3 separate regions of the Homo sapiens genome follow, and regions 2 and 3 are each linked to region 1. Evidence: chromatin contacts called from ENCODE Hi-C or POLR2A ChIA-PET data. All regions are on one chromosome and are shown on one strand. Each heading gives the region's core, a stretch centred on a gene start or an enhancer-like site at or near the end of the contact. The rest is flanking DNA. Distances are from core to core; before and after follow the strand shown. Region 1 holds the start of AGPS (alkylglycerone phosphate synthase). Region 2 holds the start of FKBP7 (FKBP prolyl isomerase 7). Region 3 holds the start of CHROMR (cholesterol induced regulator of metabolism RNA).

Region 1 (3,112 bases), core at 433-2,932:
GTGAAAATTTATTTTAGAAAGTTCAATTTTAGAATCTATAAAATAAAAAACAAAAACCCCAAGCCTACGTAAGTAATTTTAACGTAAAATGTTAATGGCCCCAAACTCTAATGGTGGAATAAGGACAATAACATGAAGTATATGATATTTGAGATAAAATATAGCTATTTAAGAAAAGCTTCTTACTCTCCTTGAGCCTTCATCTATAAAATAAGGATAATAAAACTGTGTCATTGTGTTACTGCAAAGATTGATTAAATAGATACGTATAAGATGCCTAGGTTATGGCCATTTTTTATATTTAACAAATTCCTAATTCTTTCTTGTTTCTACAACTGTACTAAATTATTTTAATAGCTGCAAAAGTATTTTAACATATTGACTAACCATTTCTCTGTTGCTAGACATTTGGACTGTTTTCAATGGTTTGGTATCTCTTCGTATATAAATTTCAGAAGACATTCGGACCTCCTGTAAAGGCCAGGTAATACATATTTTGGGGCTTCTGGGACCACATAAGGTCTCTGTTGCATATTCTTTTAAAAAATTTCTTGTTTTCTTTTAACAACCCTTCTCAAATACAAAAACCATTAGCATGAGGGCTGTGTAAAAACAGGCCACAGACTAGAGCTGGCCCTCCAACAGCAATTTGCTTAGCCCTTAATTGAGAGTTTTTAACCAGTCTGGGCCTCTTTGGAAGTTCACTCTAAAGGCATAATCTCAATTTTAGAAGCTGGCAACACCCAAGAGAGCAATTGTTAGTCTCTAGTCCCATGGATGTGGTGTTCTTCAGATTCCTCTGCCAATATTTTTCTTGTTAGGAAAGCATGATGTGAAAGTGGTGACAGGATGGAGAATGACAATGGCCAGTGTATGTGAGTTTTTGTCTAAGCTAATTCTTATGCAAGACACCGGCTGAAACAGGTGAGGAGCACTTTTCACGTGCTATCTTCCAGAAATGAATTCAATCTGTAAATAACTGAGATGTCTTCACAGCTCTTGGGTAATTTTTGTCTGTAGCAATAAGAAACTTTATCTCTATTAAAGTTAGGAAGGGGTTAGGATCCAGTAATGAATGAAATGAGAACTTAAGTTGCAACTCAGTTTCTGTACTTACTTGTGATCTAGCATTAAACACAGTGCCAGGCACGAAATAGGTGGTGAGAAATAAGAAAATGATAGAGCTATTTGCTCTAATGGTTAGAGGCAATGATGGTCAGCTTTGAGTTACTTTGGTGACCCCGCAGGGAGGAAGAGCACAGGTGGAACATTAGAATCTCTTTCAGGAAAAGGATGCCGCTGGATCCATCAGGTCCAGTAGCACTGCCCATTTCTCCTGCTCCAAGGCATCTGCCCTCGAAAGCCCCCAGGCCACACCCGAGGACACCACCCAGGGTTCTAGGACACCTCGAGGGCGGACGTGGTTTGGCTCTCGGTCCAGCTGGACCGGGCTGGGCCAACCGGGAGTCAGCTCGAACTCACCTGCTTGGCAGGTGCGCGCTTCCCGAGGCGTGACAAGGGAGCGCCGGCGCGGTGGGTGGGGGGCAGAGAATGTGAAGCTCCAGACGCATGGCACCCGCCGCCAAGTCGCCGCGGTGGCTGCCGGGATGCGCCGCAGCGAATGGTCGCGCCGGGCGCCGCTCTGAGTGACCTTTCACCCGCGCCCAGCGGTTCCGGGCGGCAGCACAAGGCGGTAGCCATGGCGGAGGCGGCGGCTGCAGCGGGTGGGACTGGCTTGGGCGCGGGCGCGAGCTACGGGTCTGCAGCGGACCGGGACCGGGACCCGGACCCGGACCGCGCCGGGCGGAGGCTGCGGGTTCTCTCTGGCCATCTGCTGGGCCGGCCCCGGGAGGCTCTGAGTACCAATGAGTGCAAAGCGCGGAGAGCCGCGTCGGCGGCCACGGCAGCGCCCACGGCCACTCCCGCCGCGCAGGAGTCGGGCACCATCCCAAAGAAGCGGTGAGTAGCGGTATGTGGAAGGAGTTAGCGTCGAGGGACCAGGCCGGGCCTGTGCTGCAGGAGGGCACAGGCGAGGTGGGAAGGGAAGTGACACGGGTGGGCGGAAGGCATCCCGGTCCCTGAAAGTAGGGACCCACCTCTCTTTCGAGAGAGTGGACTAGACCCTGGATTCTGTCAGGAAGGGGGCGGGATGGGATGGTGGATTTTGGTCACTATGTGAGGGTAACAGGCTTGAAGAACTCTCGTTGGAGAAGGGTTTAAAGGATTCCTTTTTCCTGAGCTTTTAGTGCCAGGAATTCATTTTTTATCTTGAATTAATACTTTTGGTGCTGAGGTCTTGGAATGGGTAGCAGAGGTTCTATTTTTCTCCGAGGAGATATAAATTTGTACTAGATGATAGATCATAGGAATCTCTCTCATTCGCGAAAGCCTGCTGTGGGGGAAACTGGTGGTGCCCTGGAAAAAGGTGCTGACTGGTTTCTGTGGGGTAAGTTCCACTTGCTTAGGATCAAGATGTATTGACTTTGAGGGAGGAAACCGATGAATGGTAAGAAGCCATAAACTGCAAACACTAGCTAGTGGTTTAAGGTGTGGTGGTATAGCTACTGAGCTCTGTGTAACCAGAAGCTAAAAGACAAGAGTCTAACCGATGAGGGATGTTTGTAAGAGATCTTGACTTTCGATGTTTTTGGAGAAATCTTTTTTTTTTTTTTTGTATTTTTAGTAGAGACAGGGTTTCACCGTGTTAGCCAGGATGGTCTCGATCTCCTCAATCTCTGATGAAGGCTATTAGGAGAAGCTACTTTCTGACGTGTGGCTTTGTCACCGTGGATAAATGGATAAACCGAGAGTGAAAAAAATAAGTAGCTAATGTTTAAAGTGTACTTTTAAGTGTGCCAAAGTGTGCTAAATCCTTTGTTTCTTCCCAAGCTATGAGGTATGTGCGGTTTTCTCCCATTTTACAGATGAATAAATTAAGTCTGCTGGAGTCTTAGCAGATATGCTGTGTGACAGGTTAGAATTTGAAAGCACATCAAATTGACTTCATGGCCAAGTTCCTAAGCTATACTTGCTTCTGATGAATTAATTCAACATACATGAGTCTTTACAAAATACACACTGTACCAGCAATACAGAAATTTAAAAATACGGT
Region 2 (3,112 bases), core at 321-2,820, 1.1 Mb after region 1:
CTAAAACAAGAAATTAAAATTAAACATCTTACCATAGCCTTCCTTTCCGTATGCAAATGAAGGGGGTATAACTACTTTTCGCTTTTCTCCAGGGCACATATCTGTCATAGCAATGTCTAGGCCTTTTATGACTTGCCCAACACCAAGAACAAACCATTTGGGGTGGCCTTCATTTTGTGTCCGGCTATAACAAAAAGCAATACTTAAGTAAACTGATTTCAAGAAATCAAACTTGAAAATACAGCTGGGCATTTAAAATTGGAGTCCTCTCTAACCATCATTCCCATATAATCACTCTTTCTAAAACCCTTAATGGGGTGTTTGACTCAAACTTCCCTATAATCACCAGAAAGAAGTATGATTTGCCCAAAGTTAATCATTAACAGCCATCTCATTTTTTAAAATTGTTATCTTTACAAAAACTATTCAACAGTTAACTTTTTAATGGGTCTCCAGCCCCTAACTAGGTGCATGGCTTGTACAAAGAACTCATTTAACTCCCTGGGTTTGTTGTAAAAAAATGATAGGGCAGTTTTAGCCTCAAAAAGTCATTTTAATAGTAATTTAAAATGGTATATTTTCTTATTAAATTCTAATGATATAATTTATTAAATTCTTATTAAATTATAAAATTGTATAAATTCTTATTAAATTTCTCTATTTTATTCTAAATGGATGGAACTGTTTTTCCCAGTCCTATCTTTACAGGGTAAAGAAAAGATTCTCCCTCTGAGTAATAAGCCATCAATTAAATCAGAGTAGGCACCAGGTGGAATGAGGGAGCAGGGCCCACCAGAAGTCACCAGGGAAGTAACTGTTTTTCTTGATAGAAAGTGGCCACAACCTATAAAAATCGTGCTTCTGAAGGCCAGAATTAAATCTCTTTATTCCATGTATTCCTCCGTAAAGACTCAATACTTCTGGCAAGGGAAAAATGTGAACATCCTTATAGGCAGAACCTTGATTTAATTCTGGAGGTCCCAAGGGTAATGGTGGTGGTTGATGTGTGTGTGGATGTATCGTATTTTTGATAATTTATTGCCACAACATTTTCAATACTTTAAATAAAAATATTCAGTTTATTAGAGAAACACTGCCATATAATGTGATTTTTTTTAATGAATAAAGGGCTCAACTTTTACCGTTAAAAAATAAAACCCCAACCAACCAACCAATGAGGCTTCCGCTTGGTGGAGGCAGGCAAGATTTTGTGCAACTGGACGCACGGGCAGCTCGCAGCATTTCCTACCTGCAGTAGAATTTCGAGCCGTCTTTAGCCAGGTAGCCGTCATAATGGGCATTTAGTAGGTCTCCCTTCTTGCTTGTCTTAGAGCAGTTTTCTGGACGATGCAAAACTTCTATTTTCACTTCTTCGGTGCTCTCCTCTTTCTTTTGTCTCTGAGCAGTAAAAAGGCCCCACAGATAAAAGAAAACAATGAATCTGAATAAGAAATGCATGGTTTTTGGCATCGGCTCCAGCAGAACACTGCTCTCCCTCCCGCGTGTCACTCGCGCCCCGTGGATGTCCCGCGGCCGAGTTCCGACGCGTGGCAGGCGTTGTCCTGCGTCACAAAGGGCCGGGGCGGGGCCATAGATGCGGCCCCGCCCTCTCATGGCCCCAACCCCTCCGCCTCCCGCAGCGGGCTCAGCGCGGTTAACGCTGTTTCTAGGCCCTCGGGCTGGCTGTCCTCAGTCTTTAAGATCGCAACGCACACTCGCTCCGCTTCTTCTCGCTAAACCCGCGTATTTTACAGCAGGTTTCCTCAGGGTTCGGTGACAACATTCGCATTTTCTAAAATGAAACTGGCATAAGACGAAATAAACAGCCTGGGATGTCGTAGAGTCAGGGAATATGGTTGTCATTTCTGGAAGCAAAAGGCTTCTAAGACCCCTAGGGAACGAGCAGATAGATACTGGGGGGAGGGAGAGGCATGCTGGAAAAGGAGCGTAAAAAATAGGCTGGCGGTGGCTTTCTGGGTGCTTCGGAGGTGTCCTTGAAGCGCATTCTCAGGTCGGAATCTTGCATTCAGAGGTTCCAGGCTGAGTCGCACAACCTGAAGGCCAGCCCGATGCAACGAAACTGCGGTACCGCAACTCCTCTGCCTGGCTGCAGGCGTTTCCGAGAGCCGACCTCCACAATTCAGCATCCTCCGCTGGCTTGCATTTCTTTTCCCCGCCACTCGGGGCCGCCCTTGATTCGAGGGCCTCTGGTAGTGCGGGGAATGTTCTTTTGACTTTTTTGTACCATCCCATGGGATACGTAATTGTCCACATCAGTCAAGAAAACTTGAGTATTGGGCATGTTGTCCCAATCTCACAGCTAATACGCAGCAGGGATTTGGTCAAATCTGTGTGACAACACCACTTCACCACCAATTTTAGTATGAAAACCTTTAAAATACACAGAAAGTTGAATTCTACAGTAAACTCTCCTACACCCACCATCTGGATCCTGTCATTGAACTATATTATATTTATTACATATCCATCCATCACTCTATCCATCCATCAATTCGCCTTGTTTCCAAGTGAATACCCAAAGACTACCCAAACCAGAAAACCAGCAAAGGCCTTCTGCATTCGCCTGGATTAAGTTCTGGGAGTAGAGGTGCTATTCTACCTCGGTGATGCGAAGAAAAGCCGCAGCACTGAGCCTGATTGATGTGCTTTGCTTAAAGTTTGCAAAATTCCATAAACCTGAAAATTACTGTCGATTATGCAAGATGACAATTGCGTCCAAGCAGGAGTTTCAAAAATCATAAAAGCTAGGGGGAAGTCCCCATTTCTAGACTAAAATTCCGAAGTCGAGTTCCATGTTTTATATTCTAAATAAAATTGTGGCTATCCAAGGTTATCGGCGTGATGACAGTTCCTTGGGGGCCCTCGCCATTCCTTGTCAGAGGACCCCGTCTGCTGCACATTGCCTTCCTAGGAGATAATTTCAGACCCCTTGAATATGAGGAAAATACGAAGCAAACAGAAATAGGAAGGCTTTTATGTATTTTTGAAGAAAAAACAGGATTTTATGTAAAATAAAAACAGGATTTCATGAAGAAACAGGATATTATGTATTTCTGAAGAAAACCCAGGAAAACCCGAGAGAACTAAGTGC
Region 3 (3,112 bases), core at 206-2,705, 1.0 Mb after region 1:
TTCCCTTTGGCATGGGGCCCAGGTGATGGCCTCCTATTGAGCAGAGTCCCCAGCAATAATTACCCTGCATGTCAAAGGCCTCATTTCCCCAAAACAGTAAACCATAAAATGTAGCCCATATTCTCTCCATGTATATCACTCAATATCACACCGTAGAGGCATATAACTGATAATATTGCCTCTGGCCCATGCCAAATTGCAAGTGGTAGATTTTTTTTTTCCTTCCGAATTAAGAAACACAAGATTTACCCCTTTTCTTGGAAAAGTGTTAAGAGTCTAGCACCCCCAATAACTAGGGTCTACAAATGTCTAAAAGTTATTAATCTTGGTCTGTCTTAACTACCAATTCTCTTAATTTGGGTAACCTCAATTTTGTTGTTGTTTTTTTTTTTTTGAGACAGAGTCTCGCGCTGTCGCCCAGGCTGGAGTGCAGTGGCGCCATCTGGGCTCACTGCAATCCCCGCCTCCCGGGTTCAAGCAATTCTCCTGCCTCAGCCTCCCTAGTAGCTGGGATTACATGTGTGCACCATCACACCCAGCTAGTTTTTGTATTTTTATTAGAGACGGGGTTTCATCATGTTGGCCAGGCTGGTCTCGAACTCCTAACCTCAGGTGATCCACCTGCCTCTGCTTCCCAAAGTGCTGAGATTACAGGCGTGAGACACTGCACCTGGCCTGGGTGACCTCAAATTTTTAAATGAAGGGATTGGAGGTAACATCTAGGATTTTATCTAGTTCTGTCTTCTATGATTCAAACCCCAAATTCTCCACTGCAATGACTGCTTCTGGAATAAATATTCCTGGTTGCCTGTCTCTGAAAAAAAGCTCTCACATAAGGCTAATGAGAGGCGAAACTAAGGCAGGATCTCTCCTTTCAAGACCACATAGTCAGGGTTGTTTAATAAGCACACAAAGTAGAGACATATTTACCCATTCACCATGAAAAAACACCCCTATAAAAGGCCCAATACCTGGGCTTAATAGCTTCATTTCTTGTGTGATCTTGCAGTGTACATCAAAAAATTAACAAATAACATCCAGTGACATGATCTTGGCTCACTACAACCTCCGCCTCCCGGGTTCAAGCGATTCTCCTGTCTCAGCCTCCCTAGTAGCTGGGATTACAGGCATGCACCACCACACCCGGCTAATTTTGTATTTTTAGTGGAGATGGGGTTTCTTTCTCCATATTGGTCAGGATGGTCTCTCTCGAACTACCGACCTCAGGTGATCAGCCCGCCTTACGCCTCCCAAAGTGCTGGGATTACAGGCGTGAGCCACCGCCCCTGGCTCCCCCACCGGCAATTTCTAAAATGTATCGGTCTCCTCCCAAGCCCTTGTTCCTTCATCCCCCACCCGGGGCAGATTCAGACAAGCATTTATTTTAGTTCCTAAGCCGCGCGGTGCTCCCAGCTTCCGCGCCTCTGGGCGGCCCACACCCCTCCCCATCCTCTCCTCCGCGCCGCCGTCTTCGTTGCTCTTGGGTGGCCGCGGCGCCCGCTCCCTCTGAATTCGCCGGGCAGGGATACAGCCGCCCGGGGCCTCTTGCTCGTGCTTGGTTTTCCGGACCTTGCTTCCTAAAGGGTCTTTAGGGGTTCCCGGACTCCTCCGCCTGGGAGCCTCTATCCGCCTGGGAGCCTCTATGCGCCCCGCAAAGCCCCCGGCAGAGCCGAGGGGAGGCTTCATTGGCGACCTGGTGGGGCCTCGCGGCCCTGCTCCCTGACGTCAGCGCCGCCGCGGTGATTTAACAGCTTTTGTTTTGGGCAGAAGAACCTATGGGCACAAAAAGCAGGAACGAGTAGCGGTGGCTGAAGAACGAGCAGGAGCTTGAATTTCAGTTTTCTTATGAGGAATTTTCCAGAAAAGATATCTTCACTGTGAAATAACTAAATAAATGCCCACTCAGTACAGTAAGTATTGATATCGTCCTATAGCATTTGGCTAGAAAGTGGTGTCAATAGGGTTTTTCCTTCAGACTTTGCAATACTGTTCAGAAGGGCCAATGCCAATCCTTCTGTGAGGAAGTTTTTTTCTTCCTAAATATGTTAATTGCCTCAACTTGGACTAACGGTCACACTTGTGAATATGAGTGTAAGAAACAGTTTATTTCTCACATGTATGAAAAGGAAATTTTCTTTCATCTATCTCAGGCCCCTATTCAGCGTAAAATCAAGATTATTTAACTTGCAAGATTAAACAACGACCTTATTTCAAATGAAATAAAATTCAGTCTGATCAGAAACCCCTTGGAGCAGTTTATATTAACCTAATTATCTTTTTACTGCAGTAAGTTAATTGAGGATTATGGAATGCATCTAAAAAGCAGTTATATTTACAGGTCCCAAAATTAAATGCTAAGGAAAAGCATTTCTGCAAACCCAGGTAGTACGGACAAACCGAAGGGAGTTTTATTCTGTCAAGTTTTACTCTAAATTCAATCGTTGATCAGCTAGATCTCGGCTTGGTTATTCTTGGAGGAGCTGCCTTGCAAATGATTCCACTCTGAGCTCGCCGGCCACAGTAGCGTGAAATGGATGGCAGTCAGTTTCCTCTTCCTAAGACTGGGTGTGGTTTCTCTGGGCAGACTACACAGTGGCGACTCTGGCGGGATTTGAGGAGCCTGGAGAGGCCCACCACGTGTGTGTCTCCCCCTAGTGACCAACGGGCTGAAGTTCCTGTGGTTAAAGGCAATTGCTGATTTTGTCATTAGCAGGAAGGTGAAGCTCAACGACCTCCTGCGTGTACAGCACCATTCTAGAAGCTGGATGTGTTTAAAGATATGATGCAATATGTACCCAGAAGGCATAAGACTAGATCACTAGGGTACAAATTAAAATATCAAGTTGCATACGCTGAGTATGGGATTAGGTCAGCGGAACACGCTTTGGAAAACACTGCTTTAACGACCTCATTCTGAGTCCCTGTAATGCTTAAGATTATAGCACAGTTTAGGCACCTTATATACATTATGATGGAATGCTTTCCTAGAGTGATATTCTGTGGTGGAAAGAGCAAATCAAAGGTCTTTGTGTTCTCTGTGACCGTGGAAGAAATTGCCATTAAGTAGTAATATAAATAGGGGTTTTAAAAAACGTGGGAAAAGTCTGAAGAA

Evidence for each region. A loop is a pair of places that touch in the nucleus more often than their neighbours do. ChIA-PET counts read pairs that join two places held with the same protein, here RNA polymerase II (POLR2A). Pooled maps may share reads with other maps.
Region 2: a loop to region 1 is called in a pooled map, with 8 times the contacts of the local background. The contact joins the promoter of FKBP7 here to the promoter of AGPS in region 1. A Hi-C loop is called at or near these places in 5 of 50 pooled maps. POLR2A ChIA-PET finds 5 or more read pairs at or near these places in 2 of 52 experiments (A549 and CD8-positive, alpha-beta memory T cell).
Region 3: a loop to region 1 is called in a pooled map, with 7 times the contacts of the local background. The contact joins the promoter of CHROMR here to the promoter of AGPS in region 1. A Hi-C loop is called at or near these places in 6 of 50 pooled maps. POLR2A ChIA-PET finds 5 or more read pairs at or near these places in 2 of 52 experiments (T-cell and activated T-cell).

The regions. Positions count from the first base shown.
Region 1 is chr2:177,391,091-177,394,202 of GRCh38, forward strand. It overlaps AGPS (alkylglycerone phosphate synthase), which reads left to right and starts at 1,683. Exons shown (of 20, transcript NM_003659.4): 1 at 1,683-1,959. The coding sequence starts at 1,700. It overlaps LOC100130691 (Putative uncharacterized protein FLJ44553), which reads right to left and starts at 1,601. Exons shown (of 9, transcript NR_026966.1): 1 at 1,483-1,601. RefSeq lists silencers at 1,683-1,902, 3,111-3,112.
Region 2 is chr2:178,477,030-178,480,141 of GRCh38, forward strand. It overlaps FKBP7 (FKBP prolyl isomerase 7), which reads right to left and starts at 1,571. Exons shown (of 4, transcript NM_181342.3): 1 at 1,250-1,571; 2 at 33-184. The coding sequence starts at 1,470.
Region 3 is chr2:178,412,204-178,415,315 of GRCh38, forward strand. CHROMR (cholesterol induced regulator of metabolism RNA) reads left to right here and starts at 1,456. Exons shown (of 5, transcript NR_110204.1): 1 at 1,456-1,910. RefSeq lists enhancers at 1,220-1,795, 1,625-1,824, 2,326-2,585, 2,373-2,947.